Regions from separate parts of the Homo sapiens genome. Here all the other regions are linked to region 1. Evidence: chromatin loops called from intact Hi-C (ENCODE). Cell type or tissue: endothelial cell of umbilical vein. All regions are shown on one strand. Links, peaks and the distances in the headings refer to the core of each region. The heading gives the core; the rest is flanking DNA.

Region 1 (5,005 bases), core at 516-4,515:
TAAAAGTATGGTATAAGAGATAAAAACCATTCCATTGTCTTCTGCAAGTAAAAAATAATAATAATAAAAGATAAAAACTGGCATACCTGTATAGGGCACTTCCCATGAATGAAGCTTGCAGGACTGGAAGTTGCGCTGGGTGAGTCAGTGAGTGAGCAGTGAGTGAATGTGAAGGCCTAGGATATGACTGTACACTACTGTAGACTTTATAAAACTCTGTACACTTAGACTACACTAAATTTGTTTTTAAAATTTTTTCTTTACTAATAATTGGCTTACTGAAGCTTTTTTACTTTATAAACTTTTTAATGATTTTAAGCTTTTCAATTCTTGTAATAACACATAGCTTAAAACACAAACACATTGTACAACTGTACAAAAATATTTTCTATATATCCTTATTGTATAGGTTTTTTTCTATTTTAAAAAATTTTTAGAAAACGAAGACAAAAACATATAAGTTAGGCTAAGCCTCCATAGGGTCAGGATCATCAATATCACTGTCTTCCACCTCCACATTCTTGTCCCACTGGAAGGTCTTCAGGGGCAAGAACACGCATGGAGCTTTCATCTCCTGTGATAACACTGCCTTTTGGAATACCTCCTGAAGGGTTTGCCTGTGCCTATTTTAGAATCAACTTTTTCTTTTTATAGGTAGAAAGACTACACTTTAACAATAAAAAGTATGGGATAATAAGTACATAAACCAGTAACAGAGTTATTTATTATCAAGTATTATGCACTATACATAATTGTATGTGCTGTATCTTTATACATCTGGCAGTGTAGTAAGTCCATTTAAACCAGCACCACCACAAACGTGAGTGATGCATTGCACTACAACGTTACCACAGCTATGATGTCAATAGGTGACAGGAATTTTTCAGCTTCATTATAATATCATGGGACCACCATCATATATGTGGTCCATCGTTGACCAAAAAGTTGTGTTATAAAGCTCATGACTGTATATTATGACAGTAGATATTTCAGCTGGAACAAAGGCCTACATATATCTTTATTTAATGTTGTAGGAATTGAAAAATCTTTTAAATTAAAATTTCTAGTTATTTGAATGCTTTATGGTAAATCATCTTTCAGTCTTATTAATAATCTTTATAAAATGTTTGAGTCCATACTCCTGCCTTAATATAGTTTATAGAACAATTAATTTTTGGTTATTCAAGGAGTTTGTTCTTGAACATCTTTTTAATCTTTATTGTTTGTTATATGGAATTGATGACATGGTTTTCTTATAGTTTGCATCTTTATTCTGTAGGTGTAGGAAAGAAAACATCACCATTCAAGCCTTTTTGATTATTTGGGCTTTTACTAGATGTTTAAGTCTATGGGGTGGATTACTATTGAACCTAAACACTCCTCTTTGAGTCTTGGACATGTCTTTTTTTTCTGCCTATTTTAAAGAAGACAGTTGGAGACAGTATAAGAGACAGTTGGAGTACAGTGGCACAGTTACAGTTCACTGCAACCTCAAACTCCTGGCCTCAGGTGATCTCCTCCTGCGTCGGCCTGCCAAGTAGCTGGGACCACAGGCACATGCCACTACACCCAGCTATTTCTTGTTTTTTTTGCTTTTTTTTTTTTTAAATTTTTATAGAGACAGGGTTCTCACTCTGTTGTCCAGGGTGGTCTTAAACTCCTGGAGTTTTTCTCAAATATTCTTTTGGACTTCATATTGTTTTTCCATATATTTTTTAAGTGATTAAAACATTTTTAAACATGAAAATGAATTTTACACTGTAATATAGAACTAATAGAACTGTAAACCACTCTTTTTGGTTTACAGTGCAAACCATAGAGTAATTCACCACCACCACAATCAAGGTGCAGAGCGCCCCCAAATACCCTGTGCCACCTACTAGAAGTCAACTTTTTACCCCACCCTCAACCTCCTGGCAACAACTAATCTGTTCCTCATCTTTAGTTGTGCCTTTTTCAGAATGTCATATAAATGGAATCACAAACCATGTCAATCTTTGGTTTTGACATTTGAGTGTTTTTAGTTTGTTGACATTCTATATTATTGTTTTTTAAAGACACTCAGTATTAACATTTGTAAAGTAAAGCTAACTTCACTTTCATATAACACTAATAATTAAAATCCTATATTCACACAATTTTATAGAATTTATAAAATTCTCTCACATACTAGATATTGTTTCAGTCTCACAATAATCCTGTGAAGTAGACAGGTGTCTTATCCCCATTTTTCAGATAATAAAACTGAGGTTTAGAGAGATTATGTAATTCGTTGAAATGTATGTAGCTAATAGTGACAGAAGTAGGCCTTGGACCTAGCTTTTTAAATTTTAAATGTAGCACACTTTGTGATCATAGCATGTTGTCTCATCTAGGTGTTACCAGTCAGTCACTGATTTTTTTGGGAAAATGCTGTAATTTGTAACACTAAGTTCCTAGTATGTTTGCCATGTTACATTAGACTTAATAAACCTGATGTCATTCTTTTCCCTCTTTCAAAATACCTTCTAATGTCTTTAAAAATGTGTGTGTTTGTGTGTATAAAACGTACAAATAAGGAATAGCCTTAAACTTCATTTCAGTGGGACTGACTTAGCTTGTGAAATAAAAATATTTATACTTACCAGAAAAGTTGTATAAAAAAAATCTCAAACGATAGTCCTGGTGTCTTTCTTAATATCTTGTATAAAAACTCTGATGCTAGTTTTATTTAAAATAATTTCAGTTAAGGTAAATATGTGTCTGTGATTTTACAACAATAGGAATATTAAATATTTTTTCTTAAGTTTAGCACAGAATCAAGGGAAAATCATATGATCAGTAATATATAATGGCAAAGCTAACACAAGTGTTAAATTCAATTATATTTTAGCACACAAGCCAAAAAAAAAAATCCTTCTCTTATTAGATTGGGGAGGAGGGAGGAGAAACATGGATTGTAACAGGAAATTCTTTAAACATAAATCATGTTTTCGGGCCACAACCAGAACAGCAGAGGCAACAATAAAACCTTCCCCTGGCAGTCGGAATTATTTTCAGGCCACATTTTAGATTCAGTGGTGCAGAGTCCTGAGCTTGAATTTTTTTATTTGTAGCACAGCTGTCAAATAAAACATTAACTAGAAAATTTGTTCTGTCAAAAAAGGGATATTCTAGTGCTTGTGGTAATATTTGATATTAGTGTGTGGAGAGGTGGACTGGTATTAAAGGAAACAAAAAATAAAGGTTGAGGAACACTTATAAGATTATCAGAAAATAATTTACCAAAAAGAGCAGCAGGTATTTATATGCTGTGATTTATTTAGGAGGAGTGAACCTCAACCTTATAGCAATAACAAATATTGCTGAGGAAGGCTGCCAGAACAGGAAAAAGTAAACTTAAAAAAATAATGTTTTCCAGAGTTGAGCCCAAAGTATAAATTGTAAAGAATAAAGTTAATTTGTGTTAACATATAAAACCCTTTAGATGTAACTGCTTAAATGTCACTCTCTCATTTAGATCTTCCCTGACACCCAGTGTAAATTTGTTCTATCTTGTTATTGTCATTAATCCAACCTTGTTCTTTTATAATACTCATCCCTATTCATAATTATATACCAGTCTGGGTTTGTTTAATGACTGTCTGCCCCACAAGACTGTAAAGGCTATGAGGGCAGGGACCATGTCTATTTGTTCACCACTGTATACAGGTAAGAAGGCCTAATGCTTGGCACTTAATAGGTGCTAAGTATTTGTTGAATGAAAACTAATTGTGATAACTTTTTGGAAAACAATCAAAACACTAAAAATTTTGAAAAGGAACCACCATGACTGAATGTATGTTTCCTTACACTGACATTGGAGAAACAGAGCAGTGACTTCAACTCATGAGAATTACCATGTGACTCTTGTAAAACTCTGCCCCTATATTTAATCCATCCCACCTTTACAGCTACATTTTTTCCCTTTGTCCTCACATGAGTTGGAAATTAAGTTACCAAGTGAATAGCTGTTCTTTGCAAGCCTCCTACTGCACTAAGAACACCTGGGTTTCCTCTATGTCGTCTACCTCAAGTACCTGGTTAGTTATTTCACTCCTCCTCACTCCTACAACCCACTGATTGTTGGGTTTCAAATCTGAAATAAGCCTGCCCATACATAATCTATTTAAATCACACCTATATTTTATGTGCTCTCAGCATTTAGGCATAGGCTAAAGCAGAAGTCATATATATACTCTATGATCACATCACTATATGATGTATTCATGATGTATGATGTATATATGATGTATTTCTTTCAGTAGTTAAAATACATGGATTTAACCTTTGATTTTCTAGTTATTAATAAGACTGCTTTCAGCTACCTAACTTTTGTCTTATCCTATGTAAGGCCTGCGTGTAATCTGATCCCCGCCAGTTTACCACTGAACCTCCACATTCTGTTTGTCATGTAAATTGGAAATGAAGTAAAAATTATTATATATTTCACATTTAATTTGCTCAATTTTTTTTAGTTCTTGAAGGTCTTGGATTCTTTTTTATTCTTTATTGATATAAGCTTATTTTTTAATGAAATGTTTTGGTGTCAACTTAAAAGGCTGAAGAAATTCAAAAGTGAACATCTTGAACATTTAGCAGCTAGAGACACTTGCTTTGAAGTCTGCTCTCCCTTAATCACAGGAGAAAAAAAGTACTATATTAGTTTTGCAACTTGAGATTGAAGTGAATCTGATTTTAAATTTATTAGAAGTAGGCTATATGCAAGACTGCCACTCATGAATGAAAACATGTATTTGACTTTTCCATCTGATTTAGATAATATTTCAGAATTTTATTTCTAAATTTTCAGCCTTCATAATAAGCCTTAGATTTATTAAAATCAAGAATTTTAAAAATTTAATGTAAATATTATCTTATATTTATTATCTTGAAAAGTTAAATACACTTGATATGCCAGTACTTGGGACCTTAACCTTTTAAGAAGTTTACAATGTATTACGGGTTAAACACATAACCTATTTAG
Region 2 (5,005 bases), core at 401-4,400, 180 kb before region 1:
CAGCCTCTCCCTGTTATGTCAGTAATTTAGAGAACAGGTAGACAAAAAATCAGTAAGCATACTGAAGACTGGAACATTATTAACCACCTTGATCTGTGTCACATGTATAAAACATTTTAGTCAATTGCACAAAATACATTCATTTTAAATACACGTAGAACATTTATCACGTTGACCATATTCAGCCCTAAAATAAGTCTCAAAATGTTTAGAAAGATTGAGATCTTGGATCTCTGGTTAATTACAAACCAGAAATCAGTTACAGAAAGGTTTTTGGAAAATCTCTTGAGATTTGGAAATTAATGCGCTTCTACATAAAACATGGGCCAAAGATGAAATTAGAAGAGATATTAGAAATATTCTACTAATTGAAAATAACAGCACAACCTATAGAAATGTTTAACATGAAGATAAAGAAGTGCCTAATGTAGAATTATAGCATTAAATGATTTTATTTAAGAAGGGAGAGGGTAAGGGGGAGGGGAGGAGGAGAGGATCATTGCCTAAAATCAATGATCTTAGCTTCAATCTGAAGAATGTGGGAAAAAAGAGAAGCACATGTAGTCAAAGTAAGCTGAAGAAAGAAAAAAATAATAAAAATAAATGATAGAGAAAAAAATCAGTGTAATGAAAAGCTGTCTCTTGACAAGATTAATAAATGTATTAATAGTAAATATCTAGCAAAGATGCAGAAAGAGAAGACACAAATTAAAAATATTAAGAATAAGGGAGGGAACATCACTACAGATATTAAAAGAAAAATAAAGAAATATTATGAACAAATTTATGCTACTAAATTAGACAACTTAGATGAAATAGATTTCTTGAAAGGCACAAGCTATCAAATATCACTAATGAAGAAATGGTTAATCTTAATAGTTCTACAAAGGAAATTGAATTGTAGTAAAAGACCTTACCTCAGAGAAAACTTGTAGTTCAGATGAATTCTATCAAATGTTTAATGAAGAAATAATACCATTTCTACACAAACTCTTGCAAAAAATAGAAAAGGAGGTTAAATTGCCAAAAACATTATATGAGACCAGCATTACCTGAACACCAAATGCATACAAAGGCCTTTCAAGAAATAGGAACTGCAGACATCCTGATTGGAAAGGAAGAAATAAAATAGTCATTTTAGCATACCTTCTTGAATGTTTATGTGGAAAGTCCCAGGGAATCTATGAGGAAAAAAACAGCAACAACAACAACTGTTAGAACTAATAAATGAGTTTAGCTGTTCATAGCATACTGGGTCAGTATATAAAACTCAATTTTATCCCTGTATGCTAGCAATGAACAATCAGAAATTGAAATTAAAACTAGTGTTTAAATACTATCAAAAAATAAATACATATAGATAAATTTGAAAATGTATTTATAAGACCTACTCACTGAAAGCTATAAAACTGTTTTGGAGAATTAAAACTTAAAAATGGAGAATTGTACTATACTACGCTCATGGATTGGAAGACTCAATATTATTAAGATGTCAGTTTTCTCCAGAATTGATCTGAGGTCCAAAGCAGCTCTATCCAAAATCTGAGCAGGCTTTTTCTTTCTTTCTTTCTTTTTTAAAGAAATTGGCAAGATGGCCAGGCATGGTGGCTCACACCTGTAATCTCAGCACTTTGGAAAGTCCATGTGGGAGAATCACTTGAGCCTAGGAGTTCAAGACCAGTCTGGGCAACATAGGGAGACCCCATCTCTATTTTTTTAACTTAAAAAAAGGAAAAAAGAGAAATAGACAAGCTGATTCTAAAATTTAAGTGAAATTGTAAATATCCAGAATAGTTTAAACAATTTTGAGAAAAAAAAACAAAAGACTTAATATAAAATTACATTCATTAGGATAGCTTGTTATTTAAGGATAGACTCATATAAACCAATGGACTGTAACAGAGTCCAGAAATAGACTCAAACATATATGATCAATTTGATTTTTGACAAAGATGTCAAGGTATGCCCAGGGGGGAAAATGATCTTTTTAACAAATGATGATGAACAATTGGTTATCCATATCCAAAAAGAAAAAGAACCTCACCCCTTAATTTTACATATAAATTAACTCAAAATGTAACAGAAAAAAACGTAGTGTAGACAAACGTAAGTGCTAAAAGTAGAACTTCTTGAAAGAACACATAGGAGAAAAATCTTTGTGACCTTGAATTAGGTAAATATTTCTTTAGATCTTTAATTGATTTCATTAAAATAAAAAACATTTGCTTTGAAATGCCAACTCTTAAGAAAATGAAAATATACGCCAGACTGGATTAAAGTATTTGTTCAACTTATGTGTGATAAAGCACTTACATCCAGGATATGTAGGAAACATACTATATAACAAGATAAGCTTGCTACAAAAAAAAAATGTAAGTTTTGAACAGATACTTCAACAAAGAATAGATATAGATACCGAATAAACACATGAAAAGATGCCAAACATCATTAGTCATCTGAGAAATGCTGATTAAAACAACAGTGTGATCCCATGACATACCTATTCGAATAACTTTTTAAAAATCTAACAATACCAAGAGCAGTATACAAGGCAACTGGAACCTCACATGTTGTTGATGGGGAAGTAAAGTGGTACGACTTCTTTGTAAACAATTTGGCACTTTCATATAGAATTAACCATACACTTTCCCATACATCCTAGGAGTCTCACTCTAGGTCTCTTACCCTAGAGGAATGAAAATATATGTTCATGCAATGACTGCTTCATGAATATTTATAGCAGCCATATTCATCACAAAAATTGGAAATAACCAAGATGGTTATCAACTGGTAAATGGACAAACTGTGATAAATCCATACAATGGAATCTATATAGTACTTAGTAATAAAAAGGAGTGAAGCACTAATACATGCAACAACACAGATGAATTTGAAAATATTATACTAGGTGTACAAAGCCAAAACAAAAGGCTGCATGTTGTATGATTCCATTTATATGACATTCTGGAAAAAGCATAGCTGTTAGGGACAGAAAACAGAGCAATGATTGCTAGGAGCTATGGGAAAAGAGGAAGAATTGCATACAAGGGAGAATAAAAGGAACTTTTGGGGATCATGGAAATATTCCATGTCATAATTGTTCTTACATAAGCCTCTATGTTTAGAAAACTCATTATATTGTACACCTAAAAATAATGAATTTTTCTCTATGTAAATTATTCTTCAACAAACTTGATTTTCAAAAACAACAACAAAGAATGTGTAAAGTTAATGAGGATGTATAGGTTAGGAACTTAATGTATATCATACTAATTCCACTCTTAGGCATTTATCAAGAGTAATGAAAACATACATATTCACATTTACTTTTAAGCAAATATTAATAGCAGTTTTATTCCAGTCTCAAATTGTAAACATTTCTGATGTCCATCAACTGTGAGTGGCTAAACAGATTGCAATACCTGTATTCACTGGAATAAATGAAATACCACTCAGAAATAAAAGGGAAATGACTACTGGTACATGCAACAACATGGATGAATTTCAAAAGTGTTATGCTAAATGAAAGAAATTAAACATTACGGGCTCCATACATCATAGCCATAGGCCATGGTTTTATTTATATGAAATTACTGAAAAAGCAAAACTACACAATGACAGAAAGCAGATTATTGGTTACCAGGGGCCAAGAGTTGGGGCAAGGGAATTAGCTGCAGAGGGTTATGAGGGACCTTTTAGAGTGTATCTTGGTTGTGGTGGTGGTTACAGAAACATATATATATATTCAAATCTCATCAAATTGTACACTTAAGTTTGATAAATATTATACATTTAATATAATGTATTAAATTATATCTCTTCCTCAAGAAACCACAAATAGTGCTCCCATGTGATCCAGAGTTCCCACTACTGGGCATCTATCCACACGAAAGGATATCAGTACATTGAAGAGACATCTGCACCCACCATGTTTATTGCAGGACTGTTCACACTAGCAAAGAGATGGAATCAGTGGTGTTCAGCAACAGATAAGTGGATAAGGAAAAGGTGCCATATATACACAATGGAATACTATTCAGCCATAAAAAAACATGGAATCTTGTCATTGGTGGCAGCATGGATGGAACTGCAGGACATTATATTAAGTGAAATAAGCCAGGCACAGAAAGTTAAACACTGCGTGTTCTCACTCATATGTGGAAGCTACCAAAAGGTTAATCTCCATATGAGTAAAAAGTAGAACAGTGGATACTCGAGGATCAAAAGGGTAGTGGGGAGGGAGAGATGATAGGGAGAGATTTGTTAAAGTATACAAAATAAGAGCTGGACTGAGGAATAAATTCTAAAGTTCTATATAACACTGTAGGATGACTAGAGTTAGCAGTAATACAGTTTCAAATAGCTAGGAGGAGGATTTTGACTGTTGCTAACACAAGTAAATGATAAATGTTTTAGATAATGGGTGTCCTAATTACCTGATCTGATCACTATGTCTTATGTATATCACATCACTGCGTACACCATAAATATGTACAATTATTACATCTATGTAAAACTGTTTAAATAAATATAAAAAATTAATTATATTCCAATCACAATTATTGAAAGATAAGCTTTCTAAGCATATTTAAAAATATCTAAGCCAAAAGTGCTTATTACATCTGTACATGTGATGCTGTTTTAAAAAAGTGTTTATTACAATCATTTTAGTATGTGCTATAGCATTATTTAATATACACATGATAAATCTGAAACTTTTCATCGTTTTGATAAAAATGATTGGATTTTGCTCTATTACATCATACAATTTTTTATTTAATATAAATATTAAATCTATAGATTAAGGATTTTGTAACTATATTTAATTAAAACCTGTATGTGTAGCCTCTGGTAAATCAGAATTCACATATTAGTTTTGTATTTGAATGTATGGACTTAATAACAAGTATTTATATAGTTGAAAGTAACCTAATAAGTCTCTGAGAGAAATGTTAAAATGGCAAAATATCTCTCATGGTATAGGGTATTGGGAGAGTGTAGGTGT
Region 3 (5,005 bases), core at 401-4,400, 73 kb before region 1:
TGGTGTATCCATATGCTGAAGATTATTCAGCCATAAACAGAAGTGAAATAGTGAGACATGCTACAGCATGAACCATGAAAACATGATGCTAAGTTAAATAATCCAGACATAAAAGCCACATATTGTATGATTCCACTTATACAAAATATCCAGAATAGACAAATCCATAGAAATACAGAGTAGATTAGTGGTTGTCAGGGTGTGAGGGTGAGGGAAATGGGAGTGAGTGCCATATAGGTACGGAGTTTCTTTTTGGTGTGATGAAAGGGCTCTGAATTTAATGGTGATGTTTGCACAGCTTTGTGATAATACTGAAAACCACAGAATTGTACACTTTAAAGGATGAATTCTGTGGTATGTGAGTTATATTTAAATGTTGAAAAAGAAGCCACACTTGTCATTTTAATTCAAAAATTGTATGAAGGAATTTAAGTGGTTTTAAAAAATTCAGTAGTTTTGAAGTGTAAATCATGTAAGTGCCTTTATGGAGAGACCACTTAAATTCGGCTTGTTGAACTATTTCCTAAGGAATATTAAATAGTTCTAAGTTAAAAACAAAATATACTTTTTTTTTTTTTTTTTTTTTTTTTTGAGATGGAGTTTCGCTCTTGTTGCCCAGGCTGGAATGCAATGGTGCAATCTTGGCTCACTGCAACCCCCGCCTCCCCAGTTCAAGTGATTCTCCTGCCTCAGCCTCCCAAGTAGTTGAGATTACAGGCACCCGCCACCTCACCTGGCTAATTTTTTTTTTTGTATTTTTAGTAGAGACGGGGTTTCACCATGTTGGTCAGGCTGGTCTTGAACTCCTGATCTCAGGTAATCCACCCTCCTCAGCCTCCTAAAGTGCTGGGATTACAGGTGTGAGCCACTGCACCTGGCCTAAAACAAAATATACTTAATTTAGAAAAATAAACAAGAGAAAATAATAAGTAGACATCTTCTTTTCCTTTTATATTGCTAATGTGTGCATTCTACATAAACTGCAATTTTTTTTTTTTTAGTCAGTAATTCTCATCTCAAACTTTTAGTGTTCCAGTGTTTGTTTAAAATGCAGATCCCAGGGCCCTACACCATACTTATTAAAATTGGTTCTGGTGGTTTCTGGAATAAGCCCTGGAATAACTCCCTAGGTGATCCTGATGTAGGTGGGGTTCAAATCTCTTGCCTTAGTTGGCATATTTTAAATTTGCTTTATTTCAAGAGGAAAATGATAGTGGGGAAAGAAAAATTCTTAACTGCTAAGAATTAGTTCACAGGTGCTTTGTAAATATTATTCAGAATACAGTTGAGTGATCCCTGTTGTTCTAATGCTGGTGTTGACCCTGCGCCATTGAGGAGTAGAGTTGTGATCATTAATTGTTTTTTGTTTTTATTTTGTTTTGTTTTGTTTTTTTGAGACAGAGTTTCACTCTTGTTGCCCAGGCTGGAGTGCAATGGCGTGATCTCGGCTCACTGCAACCTCTGCCTCCTGGGTTCAAGTGATTCTCCTGCCTCAGCCTCCCGAGTAGGTGGGATTACAAGTGTGTGCCACCATACCTGGCTAATTTTTTTTTTTTTTTTTTTTTTTTTTAGTAGTAGAAATGGGGTTTCTCCATGTTGGTCAGGCTGGTCTTGAACTCCTGACCTCAGGTGATCCTCTCACCTCGTTGTCCCAAAGTGCTGGGATTACAGGCATGAGCCATTGCACCCAGCCATTAATTCTTTGTTGTTGTTTTCCTATGTATGGAGTTCATGGTTTGCTTTCTATTTGGCTTCATAAATACTGCCTCGGCAATATAATATTTCATGATATGTGGATAGTGTTAAAACAAAGCCAAGAAGTCCAGCATATCTTCCTAGAGTTAGTAATAGTGCAGCAGAAGATGTTATTCACAAAGAAAATAGCACTATTCATTTGTCATCAGGATGTATGCTATGAGTTATTTCCTGTAATGATGATAGTTTTTTGTTTTTTGAACCATCTCCAGTATAATTCCCTTTTCAACTAATAGCATAGATGTGTGACCCTTTGCTGAGATCAGGGACCTGTCTTTGACCATGAAATGTACTTTTCTCAATGTGAACCCAGCTGGGCTCTATGGGATTGAACCTATAACCTGACTCATTATTGCTGTCTTCTATCCATTTTAACCAACCAGCATTCTTTTTTTTCTAATACAAACTTGATATTTAAATTTGTATCTGCTGGTGATATTTCTAATTATGGAATTTTTGTATATAGGAATTTAATGATGAATTCTGATCTGCTTTTTTTTTTTTTTTTTTTTTTTGAGCTAGAGTTTCCCTCTTGTTGCCCAGGCTGGAGTGCGATGGCGTGATCTCGGCTCACTACAACCTCTGCCTCCCGGGTTCAAACGATTCTCTGGCCTCAGCCTCCCAAGTAGCTGAGATTACAGGTGCCCGCCACCACACCTAGCTAATTTTTGTATTTTTAGTAGAGGCAGGGTTTCACCATGTTGGCCAGGCTGGTCTCGATCTCCTGACCTCAGGTGATCCACCTGCCTTGGCCTCCCAAAGTGCTGGTATTACAGGCGGCATGAGCCACCATGCCTGGCCTGATCTGCTATTTTAATGTAGTGGCTTATTGTTAGTGTCTTTTATTAATGGGTAAATTAATACAATAGTAAGAATATATAACAAATTATTATTACATAAATAATAGTATAAAATAGCTAAGAAATCATTTTAGTGAATTTATATTCTGAATCTATCATTTTTTTTCTGTTCCCTGAGTGATTGCTAAGGTACATACTAGTCATAGTCATAACATTATTGTCATTCGATTTGAAGACATTTGTTTGTGCTCTTGCTTTCATCATGTGGTTATGGCAGGCTTTCTCTACATTACCTGTATGTTTAACTTACCTTTGGATGGTAGCTATGAGTTCTGTTTACCAGAGCTGTTTTGGCTCTTCTTTACCTGTCCACAGAGCAGCCTAACACCTTTACTTACAATGTGATTCCGTCTCTGATGCATATGAGTTGCTCGTGCTGTTTCCCAGCATTTTACATCCTGAAGTTGTTTTTAGTATCTGGACTTCCTTTTAAGAAAATTGACCTGGAGAGTTTACATTTATTTACATCCTTACACAATTAACATCTTTGAAATTATAGCACTTTAAAAATAATAAAAGCCATTAATAAAAGTATTTTTCATTTTCATCTGGAAACATGATTTACTTGCGTACAGAAGAAATAGAGGCTGTGAATGACTATAAACAGTTTATGAAAAGCAGCAGTTATTATTGTGTACCTTTTAGAGATAGCTGTCTAGTTCAGCAGACAGCAGTAAATGAGAAAAAAAATTCTTAACATTTCCTACCTTGAGGAGGGGTATTATACTCAATGGAGTACAAAAACCAAATTGGCAGGTAGTCAGCTATTATCTGTCAATCACTTATACATAAGAAGTAAGGGATCATGCTAATTAGTAAAATATCTATTTACGTCTGATGAACATAATTTTGAATGCTATTCAGAATGACAAGATATGGGACATTTAAGAAGGCATGCAAAGTCAGGTGATTATCAAGTGACCAAATATAGGTTTACCTGGTATGGGTATGGGTACCAACAAGGACAAGGCATTTTTTTTTTTTTTTTGAGACAGAGTCTCACTCTGTCCCCCAGGCTGGAGTGCAGTGGCATGATCTCCGCTCACTGCAACCTCCCCTTCCCAGGTCCTCAGCCTCCCAAGTAGCTGGGATTACAGGTGCCTACCACCATGCCTGGCTAATTTTTTGTATTTTTAGTAGAGATGGGATTTCACCATGTTGGCAAGAAAAACAAAACAAAACAAATAAATAAATAAATTGGTATAAAAAACATTTAAAACAAGTATGATAGACTCCAGGCTCCTATAAATGAGGCATTGATTTATAATCATGGTTAATTTTTTATATTAATTATAAAGTATATTATAAAACCTGACCTATGATCTCCTAAGTGGGTACATGTCTTATGGAAAGCTGGAGTTCTTAGAAAGACTTGTAGTAGTCAGTTAAAGGGTATGAGTTTCTCCTCCCCCACTTCTAGAATTAAAACAGTCCTCCATTTCTAAGGACTTTTAATCAAATCCTACTTTGCTTTAGCTGCTGCATAGTATAAGGGTCCTTTAATTTACTTGGTAGACATGTTTACTGCAAATGATATAGTTTTATGAGTGTTACCTTAAATGCTTAATCACAGATCCAGGTTTTCATGTGCAAAGCATTGCATAAACGAATACAGTTGCTTCTCCAGAGTGTTTTTGCTTTTGCCTCTTCCATGTTTGAAAGCCTAGGTCCAGTTTCTGTGTAGATTTTAGACTACTTGCTTATACTTTTAAATCCTAAATCTATATAAGGGACAGACCTGTGGATATGAATTCCTAGGGGAAGTTTTCCTATCCTAAGCCCAAGTCAAGACTAAGAGCTTCTTTTTTTTTTTTTTTTCCATTATTTTTATGGAGATGGGATCTTGCCATGTTGCTCAGGCTGGTCTTGAACTCCTGGACTCAGGTTATCCCCGACCTTGGCCTCCAAAGTAGTAGGATTACAGGCATGAGTCACCACACCCAGCCTCTTTTTCTTAAGTCCTGACTGGTAGGTAGATTCCCCTCACTCCCACCCCGACCTTTTCCCTGTGGGCATGGTTTCTTTGAGGGTCCCAGGTTTATATATAGGGAAATTTCACTTCCACCAACCTAAAAGAGGAGCCAAGGTCTCATCTACTTTTTCCATATGGGCATTAAAAACAAACTCCTAGCTGACTTTGACTAAGAAAAGAAAAAACAAAACAAAACAAAAACACCCGGGGTTATCTTTACCACTCTGTAGTACAATTGTTTGTTTGTTTATAGCTCCTGGGGATTTCTTTTGCTGTTTTCTTTCTAACACAGTGTTCATTTAAAAACTTATTTGTTATTTTTTTTCCTTTGTAATTGATAGACACAACAACTAAATGCAGTGTGGGATTCTGGGTTGGGTCCTCCGATAGAAAAAGGATATTGGAGAAAAGCTGGTTA

The links. Hi-C counts contacts between places; a loop is a spot of excess contacts. Peaks named below come from ENCODE experiments on the same cell type or tissue, not always from the same donor. Only the 100,000 strongest peaks of a DNase experiment are listed, where the experiment ranks them.
Region 2: it touches region 1 in a loop (2.9-fold over the local background); 1 of 110 quality-filtered maps calls a loop at or near these places.
Region 3: it touches region 1 in a loop (2.8-fold over the local background); 1 of 110 quality-filtered maps calls a loop at or near these places.

What each region holds. Positions count from the first base shown.
Region 1 is chr4:150,304,167-150,309,171 of GRCh38, reverse strand. The region is part of intron 52 of LRBA (LPS responsive beige-like anchor protein); the gene reads left to right. Among named protein-coding and RNA genes, the nearest start is that of DCLK2, 230 kb to the right of the region's middle. In endothelial cell of umbilical vein, for the core only: no CTCF peak of the experiment used is centred there; a DNase peak (open chromatin) is centred at 2,971; H3K27ac peaks cover 2,430 bases.
Region 2 is chr4:150,480,222-150,485,226 of GRCh38, reverse strand. The region is part of intron 42 of LRBA (LPS responsive beige-like anchor protein); the gene reads left to right. Among named protein-coding and RNA genes, the nearest start is that of LRBA-AS1, 96 kb to the left of the region's middle. In endothelial cell of umbilical vein, for the core only: no CTCF peak of the experiment used is centred there; a DNase peak (open chromatin) is centred at 2,456; H3K27ac peaks cover 901 bases.
Region 3 is chr4:150,376,569-150,381,573 of GRCh38, reverse strand. The region is part of intron 47 of LRBA (LPS responsive beige-like anchor protein); the gene reads left to right. Among named protein-coding and RNA genes, the nearest start is that of LRBA-AS1, 200 kb to the left of the region's middle. In endothelial cell of umbilical vein, for the core only: no CTCF peak of the experiment used is centred there; a DNase peak (open chromatin) is centred at 1,943; H3K27ac peaks cover 810 bases.